3 separate regions of the Homo sapiens genome follow, and regions 2 and 3 are each linked to region 1. The links are chromatin contacts, found by Hi-C in ENCODE. All regions are on one chromosome and are shown on one strand. The core of a region is the stretch at or near the end of the contact, and the rest is flanking DNA. Distances in the headings are between cores, read along the strand shown. Region 1 holds the start of TP53TG1 (TP53 target 1). Region 2 holds the start of SAMD9 (sterile alpha motif domain containing 9). Region 3 holds the start of PEX1 (peroxisomal biogenesis factor 1).

Evidence for each region. A loop is a pair of places that touch in the nucleus more often than their neighbours do. Pooled maps may share reads with other maps.
Region 2: a loop to region 1 is called in a map of CD8-positive, alpha-beta T cell, with 11 times the contacts of the local background. The contact joins the promoter of SAMD9 here to the promoter of TP53TG1 in region 1. A Hi-C loop is called at or near these places in 2 of 168 maps with a recorded cell type or tissue (CD8-positive, alpha-beta T cell and naive thymus-derived CD4-positive, alpha-beta T cell) and 5 of 50 pooled maps.
Region 3: a loop to region 1 is called in a map of B cell, with 8 times the contacts of the local background. The contact joins the promoter of PEX1 here to the promoter of TP53TG1 in region 1. A Hi-C loop is called at or near these places in 1 of 168 maps with a recorded cell type or tissue (B cell) and 11 of 50 pooled maps.

The regions. Positions count from the first base shown.
Region 1 is chr7:87,343,467-87,347,776 of GRCh38, forward strand. TP53TG1 (TP53 target 1) reads right to left here and starts at 2,026. Exons shown (of 3, transcript NR_015381.1): 1 at 1,577-2,026. CROT (carnitine O-octanoyltransferase) reads left to right here and starts at 2,198. Exons shown (of 18, transcript NM_021151.4): 1 at 2,198-2,301; 2 at 2,874-2,964. RefSeq lists a silencer at 2,014-2,223.
Region 2 is chr7:93,115,767-93,120,076 of GRCh38, forward strand. It overlaps SAMD9 (sterile alpha motif domain containing 9), which reads right to left and starts at 2,213. Exons shown (of 3, transcript NM_017654.4): 1 at 2,097-2,213.
Region 3 is chr7:92,526,718-92,531,027 of GRCh38, forward strand. PEX1 (peroxisomal biogenesis factor 1) reads right to left here and starts at 1,803. Exons shown (of 24, transcript NM_000466.3): 1 at 1,590-1,803. The coding sequence starts at 1,718. It overlaps RBM48 (RNA binding motif protein 48), which reads left to right and starts at 2,078. Exons shown (of 5, transcript NM_032120.4): 1 at 2,078-2,207; 2 at 2,759-2,949. The coding sequence starts at 2,097. RefSeq lists enhancers at 1,222-1,401, 2,002-2,381 and a silencer at 1,632-1,861.

The sequences.
Region 1 (4,310 bases), core at 776-3,275:
CATTTTATACATCAGAATGAAAGGAGGTTACAGGTCTCCCATAGATTAGGGCTATTTACCATATCTCCTTACTTATTAGAGTCACAAATCTTAGCAGGAAGCCAGTTATGCAGATTGAAACATGAACTTCTTAGTCTAGCATTTTAATACTTTTTAATGGTGAAATTTATCTAGACTTATCTATAAAGTCTTTTGCAATTTGTGGTATGCTGAGTAAGAACTACAGAAGAACAAAAATAAAAGATTTTTTTAATGGCAACTTAAAAAATTATCACCACTTGTACTACTTACAAATTTTCCTCCAAAAAGTTACTTTGACTCATAGTCAATTTTTAATCTTGGAACAACTTCTTGCTATCACAAATACTTCAAGTGCCTAAAACATCTTCCTTACCAGCCAATATCTCCCGCTCCACTCTAAGAAATGCAAACTCGTTCAAGTTTAACCTGAATGCAACATAATTTGGAATCTTTCATTAAAATATATATCACACATTTTGAAGCCAAACATATTTTAAAATACCTGTTTTTGGTGATTTGGGGTACATATGCTTATCAGTATAACATATTTTAAAAGATTTTTTTCTACATACTCAAATCTGTGTTCCATTCATTTTTTCACTCCCACACCTTTTTGTCTATCCGATAATTCAGGAATCTTTACAGAAACATCTTGTTTCCATTGAAATAAACAACAAGAGTAGGAAAAAGAGTGAAGCGAAATGGTTCTAAATTCTATGCACCAACAGGCATTAAACATGCATAAACTTTTAAAGAGATGCCAAGACTCACTAAAAAGGAGAAAAAAAATACAACGAAGGTTTCTGAGTAGTTTTTAGTTACTCAATTTAAAAACTTTATCTTGTAAGCAAACTTTAACATCATCCAGAGCATCGCACTTATATATGAAAGAAAAAGTTCTTTATCACACCTTCAGAAATTACAACTACAAATTCCTAATCCCTTATTTAAAATCTTTTTGGCTAGATATGTTTCAAAATTCAGAACTTTTCTTAGAATAGTACGTCTGCCATATATTATGAAACACTTCCAGCAAGCTGTACTGTAATCAAACACAATATTTCTGTAGAAAACTTATGAATATTTACACAAAGGGAACATTCAGTTACACATAGCCTCACTTCCCTTCAGGTCAAACTTTACTGCTAAAGGAGTTAGAAACGACAGACAAAGGAATGGGGCCTGTCATGACATGTTAATTTGAAATCTAAATCTTTATCTTTGATAACTAGTTCAGAGTCAGTGTAAACATTTGGTCTTTCCTTCCACAAAAAAATGAAACAGTGTATTTAAAATTAAAAATGAAACAGTATATTTTATTTCAGAAGGTAAAAGCAAAATGAATTAATCTGTGAAACTAAGTCAATCACATTATGATCTTCTAGAACTTGGGTAGCTCCACTCTGGTTAAAGATTCCATTTCTTGGCACAACAGTAAAAGACATCAGATAGGCCCGGGGGTAAGCATCCCTGGGGTATTCAAATAACTTGGGTAGCAATGAAGAGCTGCAGAAGAGCAAGGAGACCCGAGATGATGTAGTGTGCTGCGGCATACCTGAGTTGGGCAAACTCAGCCTCCGAAGATTAAAGGAAAGAGCCCAAGTAGGAATCTGTGTGATCACTGTTCTTTTGCCAAGACACGGGGTGGACAATAAGATTCCTTTACAAAGCACTGGTGTAAGTGTTCGCCTGGTGCTGCAAAAAGCGGCTCACTGGGAATGGGGAGGAGCGTGTGGTAAGCCAGACCTGCGGCGAGAAGTTGGGTGAAAATGGGTCTTAACCATCGCTTCCTGCATCTATCCCAGAGGGTTGGGTACCTTCGTGGGCGGAGCGCGGCCTGCCCAGAGTGCCTTCTAGATCCTGGGTCAGGCGCCAAGCTCCCCAGCATCATGCAGGAAGCTGCAGCCCCGCAGAGTTAGGACAGCTCATTTGGCACCCGGCGAGCCCTTCCCAGGCCCGCAGCCCAGAATAGAGCCGGGGCCCAAGACGCCCACTGGAGACAGGGTCGGGTCCCACTACCGCGCAGGCCCGGCTCGCCCCCGACGTCAGGCACGGGGCGGGACCCTTGCAGCTGTCCGTCCAGTCCCGTTCCCCGGAAAGTGAGGGGCGGGACCCTCGCGGCTTTCTATCCAATCCTGTTCCCCGGCGAATGCGGGGCGGGACCCTAGCGGCCTTCAGTCCAATTCCCGCACCTTTGAGGCCCAAGGGGGAGCGAGCCGGTGCTGCTGCAGGCTGAGGCTGCGGCAGAGGCGGCGAGGCGCGGGCGGTGAGGACGGACAGGTCCGTTGAAGCAGCATTCCCTCCCTCCCCTAATCCTTCAACTCGGGGGCGGGGGAAAGTTAAGTCGTGCAGAACCGCAAAGGTGCCTGGATTTGGTGGGGGAGTAGTGTCATCAAGCATCTCGCCTGCTGGGGTCTCAGGGGTACCCTCAAGGTTGGGCCGCGGGGCTGCTCCGTTGTAGTGCTTAGATTTCTCTCACTTGATGGCCTCTTGAGTGCAGAGTTGCTCTTGGGTTGGTGGGAAGAGCCTCCGAGCTCTCATTGCCCTCTGCTCCTGCTTCTACCCCTTGCCACTCTGCGACGAACCTGTTACCCAGCCACTGAAAACGTATCCTCTACCCTTTGAACCCGTCTAATGGAAGGTGTACTTGTCTGAAACCTACTTAATTGTATGATCATTTACTCCTGCTCTCTAGCAGGTGGACTATTTGCGTGTGTTTGCAGTGATTCACGAAAAGTTTGTCTTGGGAACTCCCAACTCCTAGTTTGTCTGCATTCCACCTTCTTTCACTAGCTTGTTCATTTCTTTTTCCCTCTTAAATATTTGTTAAGCTTGTTTCTTTCTTCCCACAGTCACCGACTTAGTCCAGTTCCCTGTGATCTCAAAACAATTGTTGCAGCAGGCTCCTGGCAGTCTCAAGCAGTTCATCTTCTTGGTGTACTGGTATGTGACAATTCCTTCACGTATTGTTCGTGGTTCTTTTCCACTTTCTGTGAATTCATATCTAATTGCCCCCAGAAAGTCAATTCTAATTAAATCTAGCATAATCATTTTCTTAGTGCTATTGGAACCATCTTATTTAACTTAATCTTTGTGGTTGAGAATTCAAGAAAACTCTTCAAGAAAGAATCCAATAATTTATATTTTTAATGTGTACCGGTTGGTGGGTTAAGCACTATAGTGGGTATGTAACTAATACTCTTGCTTCCAGTTTTCTAGAGTCTATTAAGTGGCACAGAGGTAAACAGAATAGCTTATCTTCTCTGTATGTGTGTACTAGTCTTCTATTGCTGCCTTAACCAATTACACAAATGCAACAATTAAAACAACACAAATGTATTATCTCATAGCTTCTGTAAATGTGAAGTTTGGGTGGGCTTAGCTGAGTACTTGGCTTAGAATTTCACAAAACCGAAACCAAGGTTTCTGTAGATTTGGATTCTTTTCTGGAGGCTCTAGGGGAGAATCCACCTCCAGGCTATTTCAGATTGTTGGTAGAATTCACACTGACATTTCTATATCCTTACTGTTTGTCAGCCTGAGCCTCTTTCAGTTCTTTAAGGCCATCTGCATCTTCAAAGACACCACAAATCCTTCTCAAGCATTAAAGCAGTCTTACTTGTCTGCCACTGGCCAGAGAAAGCTCTTTGCTCTTATGGACTCAAGTGATTAGATTAGTTCCAATTCGATAATATCCCTATTTTAAGGTCAGTTCTGTAGAGAATATCACAATCACAGGAGTAATGATCTCACCATATTCGCAGGTTCTGGGGATTAGCAGGGGTGGAATCTTGGGGGCCATTCATAGTAATTGTGCCTACCACAATATGGTGGTTTCAGGCAGGATTATTTTGTTTTTATAATGTGCTTTCACAGGCATTGAAAACAAATTCTGACTTTATTGAATTGTATGATTAACCACTCTAAGATAAGGAAATTCACTTAAAGTTGGTTGCCCTAGGGGCACATGGCTAGAAAGTGGCAGAGTCTGTACTTGGATCCAGATCTACATTTCCATTAGGTACAAACCCATTTTTATGGATGGTCAAAATGGTGTGCAGCCAAAGTCAATAGATAGAAAGAAGCTAAAGAACTTTGAGTTAATTATTATTTCTCATTTTCAAATTATCTCTTTATATTAGTGGTACAGGCTAAGCTCTTCTCCCTACAATAGAAAGCCCAAAATACAATGGTATGAATAAAATAGAAGTTTTTTTTTTTCCATACATCTAGAGGTAGGAGTCCAGGACTAGTAGGGAGATTCTGCAATCCTGCATATATGACTTCCA
Region 2 (4,310 bases), core at 963-3,462, 5.8 Mb after region 1:
TCAAGGATAATTGTGAATTCAATGGTATGTGAGGTCCTAAAGTTTTACTAGGTGTTTATTATTGCAGTCTCAGATTATGAACTTTTGACTTCTGCATCCCACTCAGTGTTGATTCAATACTGGTTTTAGAGTTGTCTAAAAACTGACTACACCCTCGTCTAGTAACCATTCTATCTGAGTCACTTTCTTGTATCCATTTACTGAGTCACGTCTACTCCACCCTATGAAAGTATGCTCACTTTTGTTGCACCCACACTATTTAACACATAAAGCAGGGGTCCCCGATTATTGTGCTGCTAGCGTGCGCTGGCTCCTGAGGCCTCATACCTATGGCTCTCATCCCCCATCTCGCCGCTTCCCACCAGTACCCTTTTCCTAGGGTCTCCCTGACTTCCTTCATCAACTTGGACCTTTCACAGTTTTACAGACACAGTCCTTAGTCTCTGGTGATATGTCATAAACTAGATTATGAGACTGGTGAATTAGATGGATTATTTGATTCATGCAAGAACTACATACCATTATATGTGAAAACGTAAAGTCAGGTTCTCATATAAGAGTGTGGGGGATGGAGAACTGGGCCTGAACATTTGGTTGGGAAAGTAAGCAAATAATAAAGAAGTGACTTTTGACTGTTTTCTCTACTAGAGACACTATGAATATTTCAAATGTCATTGAACAGGTTACACTTTCACACTTCTTCCCCTAAAGCTTTTGTCAGATTATTGATAGCTGTGCCTTTCAATACATTATTTTAAAAAAATTGTTGATGATGTCACTCTTGGAGAAAATATATGCCAGCATTCATAGGTATTTATGCCACTGTTCATAGATATTTTACATATTAATGATTTCTTTATACCCTCTCGTTCCAAAATGTTTTTTAGGTAATTTAGAAAGTAATATAGGATCACACATATATTAAAACCCTTAGGTAAAGAAATCATGGGGAAGGCTAAATAAGGGTAGGGGGAGAAAAGGTGAAATGAGGGAGTAAAATTAGTACCTAAAATTACTGGTTTTGATTCCGTATACTTTAAAAACTGACCTGAAAATTTGGTTCTGAGCATCTTAGTAGGAAACACTATTTGTTACTGATTGAACCCACATACATTTTTTAACTCTGGTTGGTGTTAAACTGTAGGGTTTGTTAACTTTTCTAGAAGGGAGTTGAAGGTCAGACCTTTATTCAGAAATGTGATCCTCCAACCGTCTTGCATTATCTTACTGTTTGCTTTGGGGAGAAATTAGACATAAACCTAGTATTTTTGCCAGGAACATAAAGCTGCCTTAATTCCAAAGACTTCCCATAGTAGTCTATCTGTCTGTCTGTCTTCCTATGTATGTCATCCGACAACAATATCTGAGAAGCTCTCAGAGAGTTTTGTTTTCTGGAAGCTACCTATTTCTTAGAGTAGATGGTGGAAGTTGTATTTGATTAAAGTAAAGTACTTTTAAGTTTTCATTGCCTGTTCTTTATCTATCTTTCCGTTTGTTGTTGTTGTTGTTGTTGTTGTTGTTGTTGTTTTTGAGACAGTGTCTCACTCTGTTGCCTATGCTGGAGTGCAGTGGTACAATTACAGCTCACTGTAACCTTAAATTCCTGGGCTCAAGCAATCCTTCTGCCTCAGCCTCCAAAGTAGCTAGACTGCAGCTGCGTGCCACCACATCCAGCTATTTTTTTTTTTGGTAGGAATCTTGCTAGGTAGGGTCTTGCTATGTTGCCCAAGCTAATTTTGAATTCCTGGCCTCAAACAATTCTCCTGTCCTTGCCTTCCAAAGTGCTCAAATTACAGGCTACCACACCTGGCCTGTTTGTTCTTTCTGAAGATGCTGTATGCCTTGGGAGAGTTCATCAATAAAAGTGTCTGTAGTTTTCAACTGCATCTTTAATGAAATGTTATGACTAATTTTTCAACTAATATAAAGCAGACTGCTGTCAGAGCAACAAATAGTCTAGAATTTCTAGGCTTAGAATACTATTTTTTGTTTTGAGGTATATTTGAAGCTTCTAATTGAAAAGTATATTTCTTTCTATTCAATAAAATGCTGCTATAGATAGTAAGAACAATATTAATAATAGATATTGTACTTACCCAGTAGTCTTGCAAATTTCTTTTACATATATGTGGGGAAAACCATCTCTTTTAGTGCTGAAAATATCTGATGTGTTTGTTTTCTTCCTCCTACGATGCTAGAGAAAAGTATTTTCCTCATTCTGGTTTTAACGGAAGTCTATGTATTCTCTGCTTCTGTCTCACAGCAAGCTCTAATTGGCTCAGAAACAGCAGGGCGTGTTTAACAACTGGGAGGTTGGGGAAGGAAGAATATAGGTTTGGTTTCAGTTTCATTTCTCAGATCTGAAATTACAGCACCGCCTTTTCTATCTGAAATGCTTTTTAATAAGCTATGGCTATATACCACCTTCTGGTCTGCTTGGTTAAAATCTGAAGGCTTAACAATTTTTCCTCACTTGAGAGTTTTGAGGGCTGCAGAAAGCCCCATTGTCTTGTTATAGACAAACTGTGGGATATTCTGGCTTAATTGATCCCTTGGGAATATGAGTTTACATTGCAGTCCCAGCCTTGTAGAGCACCAGGTTGGAGATACTCTAGGTCAATATTTCACTGGCCTTTAAGGGTGGAGTTACTGTCCATTCCTGTTTTCCTAAAGTGTAAAGAATGTCTTTCAGGGATAGGACTTCTTTGAGCACCCCAATAAGTGCTAAATTCATTTATTGCAGAGCAGACCAGGGCTGCAGCAGACCTGATGGTCACATTGTAGAGATTTATCTTTTCTAAGGTCAGTGTCAGGGCCAGAGAGAAAACTGCCTGAGTGAGAGCAACAAAAATAGCTGATATTTTAAAAACTAACAGCAAGTACTGATATTTATTGTGTGTGCTCAATTAGCTTTTGGTTTCCACATCCCACAACTGATTCACACTGGTTTTAGATGAAAACATTTAAAAACATTTATTTTAAAATATTTATTGGGCGCTTACCATGTACCAGGCATTGTTCTAAATGTTTCATATTAACTTAATTACTCTTCACAACAATCTCCTGAGGTAGAGATTATTTTTATCTCAATTTTAAAGGTGAAGAAACTGAGGCATAGAGATTAAATAATATGGCTAAAGTTTGCATAACTAATACATGGCAGAGATTCGAATCCAGGTTTCAGGCCAGTGCTCTTAAATCCTGAGGTTTAGGAAGAAAGAAAGTGGCTATGAAGGACAGCCTAGATATGACCATTACACTTATCACCCTCAGGAGCCCTCCTCGTAAGGGGACCCTGGGCCTGAACTCCAAAACCTGGGTTTCACTTTGCATGGGGACCAGTGTGATGGTTAATTTTATGGGTCAACTTGACCGGGCCACAGAGTGCCTAGATATTTGGTCAAACATTATTCTGGTGGTTCTGTGAGGGTGAGGAGGCAGGACTAGCTTGCAGCTCCTGCTGGGACAGACAGGACAGCATGTGGAGACTCACATCATGAACTTTTGCTTCAAGAATTACTGCAGCAACATACCAGGAAAGCCAAGAGAATTCACAGACCCTTTGAAGGAACTGTATCGCCACTGCAGTTTCTCTGAGATGCCAAAAAGAAAAGTCATGAGTCTGCTTGCTTTCTCAGCAGGGAGGCTGATAGCCAGGGGCAAGTTCTCAGCCCTGGTCACCGACTGCCTGGAAATAGATTCGATGTTGTTGGCAGGGGCACAGTGGGAGTGAGACTGGCCTTTAGGAGTGTGGGTTGTGTGGAAATGGGGTGAGGCCTGTGACTGCTGGCTTTTCCCCACTTCCCTGGTGTCCTATGTCACTCAGTGGAGACAGCCATAATCCCCCTGGGAACATAACTCCATTGGCCTGGGAACCACACCCCCGCCCCCTACAGCAAGTGCAGCAGACCCCACCCAATAAGAGTCTGAGCTCAGCCACACCTATGCCTGCCCCAACCTGTTGGTCTTTCTTTACCTGCCCTGGTTGCAAGACAAAGGACATATTCTGCCCACTGCCTCAGAAACATGAATATATAACTAGATGACCCTAGGTCAAGTTTGCTTCCTCCCTATAGTACCACAGCTAATGCACTCTTGAAAATGCCACCTCCTGGCTGGAGGCCAACCAACACAAAACCAGAGCATTTAACGAAGATATAACCAAGGACCCTTACAGAGTCCACTTCACTCCCCTGCTACCTCCACTGGAGCAGGTGCTGGTATCCACAGCTGAAAGACCTGAAGATGTATTACATCACAGGACTCTTTGCCGACACTTCCCAGTACCAGTCTGGAGTCCAGTAGCTCTG
Region 3 (4,310 bases), core at 553-3,052, 5.2 Mb after region 1:
AATAAAACACTCATAATAACATTAAATAAAAACACCAGGACACAAAACTGTACGTGTGTATACAGGACCTCATTTATGTTAAAAATAAAGATTAGAAACAAAACTGGAAGATTTGATCCAAACTGTCAACATTAGTCACCTCTAAGTTCTGGGATTATGGGTAACTTATTTTCTTGTTAATAATTTTCCATGCTTTCCAAATTTTCTATAAAACATAAATTCTATAAATTTATATAATTCATCGAGGAATAAATGTATAGATTTATGGAATCTATAAAGTAATAAACTTATTACATTGATAATTAGAAAGTAAAGTTGACCTATTCTGCTAATATGGGCTGAACAGAAACAGCAATTTGTTCCAGGGCTAAAGACATTTACATTTCAAAAAGATATGCATGAATTAATTCTTATAAGTACTTCCCGAAGGCTCAAAATTTAAAACAAAGATCAAGACCACTAAATTCTTAAACAGTGATGAATGTAAGGTAACAACTACATCTTAGGATCAAATTAGAGTTACTGTAAGAAAGCATTCCTACTATTAAGTGCAGATTTGAAAACATGTTGAAAAATCCCATCGAAGCTGACAGAGCACTGAACCAACTTCTACCTGGAACTTGGTGACAGTGACTGATTTGTCTCTAGCCATAAAGCCCATCAAAAACCAAAAGATTGTCTACTTAGTGGTAAAAAATAATAACGACGATGATAGGAGGATTCTGCTGAACTCATGTTTTCAGTGGACCAAAAATATCTTCCCCTAGGTATGGGGAAGTAACTCAAGTGGAAAGAAGGGATGCTTGAAATTATTGCAAACTCTATTCATTGCATAGATTAGCCACTGGTGGGTACCATGCATCCAGGATTTATGAGGATTTCAAATACGCCGTCCTTTTGCCCCCATAAGTACACTCAAACTCGTGAGACCATGTGCCTCTATTTTTAATTATGAAAATATGGACGCTGTATCTCCACCAGTGGTTAGAACTGTGAAACATCCTAACCACAACGTCCAGAAGGGCGACTGATCGCAGAGCTTCAAGTGATCTTAACTACGTTATGTGTTCCTAACACACTACAGCTGTGTTCCGCGTCAGCGACGCAGGGCAGAACCATCATTGTATTAACCTTTCCCGCTCATGGGACGCGGTGCTTAGTCCCCGGGAACCGACAGGGGCTCCGCCAACAACTCTGCGTCCCGCTCTCGCGGCCCGGACGGCAGCAGCGCAGGTTAACTGGAAATGGCTGGCAAGGAAAACACCTTTTAAAATAATAAAAACAAACCACTTCTCAGGAGCTTTTCCAGCCTGGAATAAGGAATATTTATAAAAACAGTGGTAGAATATTAGGACGTTTCTAGGTTCAGTTTCACCAAGTGAAAAGACCTGGGATAAGACGAGCCCAGGGCTGCACTGGACTTGTGGGATCCAGAGACTACCCAGAAGGGCCCTGCCGTCGAGGGACCCTGATCTCTGCGCGCTTCGGCGGCGCCCGGGTGGCAGCCGGTGTCCCGCCGCGTCCCTGAGAGGCTTCGGCCTCGTCCGACCCCAGGCTGAAGATCAGGTGGCTCGGGGCCGGCAGGTTACCTGCAGCAGATGCAGCTGGGCCACGAGACGCCGCGGCAGGTGGAGGAAGCAGTCGCGAGCGTTGGTGAAGGCCACAGTCACTGCCGCCCCGCCTCCCCCAGCACCCGCCAGGCGATCGCTGCCCCACATCGTCCCGGAGCGTCGCTCTGGGTTCGCCCACCCTAGCGCCGCAAAGGACCCGGGACCCGGCAGGCCGAGGACGTCGGAGCCGGAGGAGATCGATCGGCCCCGCCCCCTGCGGCCCCGCCCCCTCTCCCCGCTGCGCATCCTGCCGTAAGCCTGTAGTGGGTGGGACAAGAAAGCTTCTGTCACCCACCGCGCCTCTCCGCCGAGCCGCTCGGGGGCGGCACCTCGTTCATCAAATCTTCGCACGCAGGAAACGATGGCCGACGCTGTCGATTCTCCAGCCAATCCTGGCACTCCTTAACTCATCCCGCTCTCTTATTGGATAAAAGGGAGCTCAGTAGGGCGGATGTTGTCCTCCCTGCGAGGATCAAAGTAGGCAAGATGGCGTCGAGCGGCGGGGAGCTAGGGAGTTTATTTGATCACCACGTCCAGAGGGCGGTATGCGACACACGGGCCAAATATCGAGAGGGACGACGGCCTCGTGCTGTGAAGGTAAAGTGATTTTGGTTTCATTCGCTCTCCTCGGTAGCTTTATGTGAGTGCTAGCGCCATATGACCAGCCTACGGAAATAAAGGCACGACAAGGCTTCCGTCAGATCTGTCTCTCGTTAGAGCTGGCGTGAAGAACCCTCGGTCAGTTACCAAAGATTCTCACGACGCCTTTGGTCAAGTATTAGAACATCAACTCCACGAGAATAGGCCTTGGTTTTAGTCATTGGATCTTCTGTGTTTACAGTACTACTTGGCACAGGTAAGCACTCAGTGAATATTCGTTGAGTGATTGTTCCCAGTGACTTCTACCGACTCAATTTCTGGAAAAAAATGTCGACTGAAGGTAGTCTGTTATATGCCTTAGGTAGCCTCTCACATGGACTGTTATTCTTTATGCAGAAGGAATGGCAGAAATTTCATTTTGTGTTCTTTTGCTGACTGGGTTGAACAGATTATTTCTTGTTTTCAAAGTTCTCTTTAAAAAAAAATAGAGGCAGATTCGTCCTAGGCTTATTTGCGAAATACGTTTAATAACTCTGCATTTCTTTCAGGTATATACAATCAATTTGGAATCTCAGTACTTATTAATACAAGGAGTTCCTGCTGTGGGAGTCATGAAGGAATTAGTTGAGCGATTCGCTTTATATGGTGCAATTGAACAGTACAATGCTCTAGATGAATACCCAGCAGAAGACTTTACTGAAGTTTATCTTATTAAATTTATGAACTTACAAAGTGCAAGGTAATGTGCAAGTTAAGAAATGACTCATTTCCTCATTTCTTCCATTCATATTTCTGTCATTTTGGCCCCAAGTTTCCCTCATTCATAACTGAATTACCCCAAAACGTAATCTAGCATATCTTCCTCCAGCCTTTTTAAAAGTTAACTTTACTGAAACACTGTATCCATCACATCATTCCCATGCTTAACAATTTAATGTCCTGTAGCTTGGTAGAGTAGAAGTTGGGTTTGGCCAGGCACGGTGGCTCACGCCTGCAATCCCAGCACTCTGGGAGACCGAGGTGGGCGGATCACGAGGTCAGGAGTTTGAGACCAGCCTGGCCAACATGGTGAAACCCCCCTCTCTACTAAAAATACAAAATTAGCTGGGTCTAGTGGCGCAGGCCTGTAATCCCAGCTACTCGGGAGGCTGAGGCAGGAGAATCGCTTGAAACCGGGAGGCAGAGGTTGCAGTGAGCCGAGATTGCGCCATTGCACTCCAGACAGGGCAACAAGAGGGAAGCTCTGCCTCAAAAAAAAAAAAAAAAAAAAAATTTGGGTTTGAAGCCTGGGCGTGGTGACTCACGCCTGTAATCCCAGCACTTTGGGAGACCGAGGCAGGCAGATCACTTGAGGTCAGGGGTTCAAGACAAGCCTGGCCAACATGATGGAAACCCCTCCTCTACTAAAAATACAAAAATTAGCCGGGTGTGGTGGTGCGGACCTGTAGTCCCAGCTACTCAGGTGGCTGAGGCATGGGAATTGCTTGAACCTGGGAGGTGGAGATTGCAGTGAGCAGAGATCATGCCACTGCCCTCCAGCCTAGATGACAGAGCAAGGCTCTGTCTCAAAAAAAAAAAAAAATTCTGGTTTGACGCCAGGCACGTGGCTCACACCTGTAATCCCAGCACTTTGGGAGGTCGAGGTAGGTGGATCACCTGAGGTCAGGAGTTCAAGACCAGTCTGGCCAACATGGTGAAACCCTCACTCTACTAAATACAAAAATTAGCCGGCTGTGTTGGTGCAAACCTTTAATCCCAGCTCCTGGGGAGGCTGAGGCACAAGTATCACTTGAACCCAGAAAGTGGAGGTTGCAGTGAGCCAAGATCATGCCATTGCACTCCAGCCTGGGCAAGAGTGAGACTGTCTCAAAAAAAAAAAAAGAAAAAGTTGGATTTGATCCCAGCACTTTGGAAGGCCAAGGTAGGCAGATTGCTTGAGCCCAGGAGTTCGAGACCAGACTGGCCAACATGGCCAGTATTTTGTATTTTGTAAAAATACAAAAATCAAGCTGGGTGTGTTGGTGCATTCCTGTAGTTCCAGCTACTTGGGAGGCCGAGGTAGGAGAATCAGTTGAGCCCAGGAGGTGGAGGTTGCAGTGA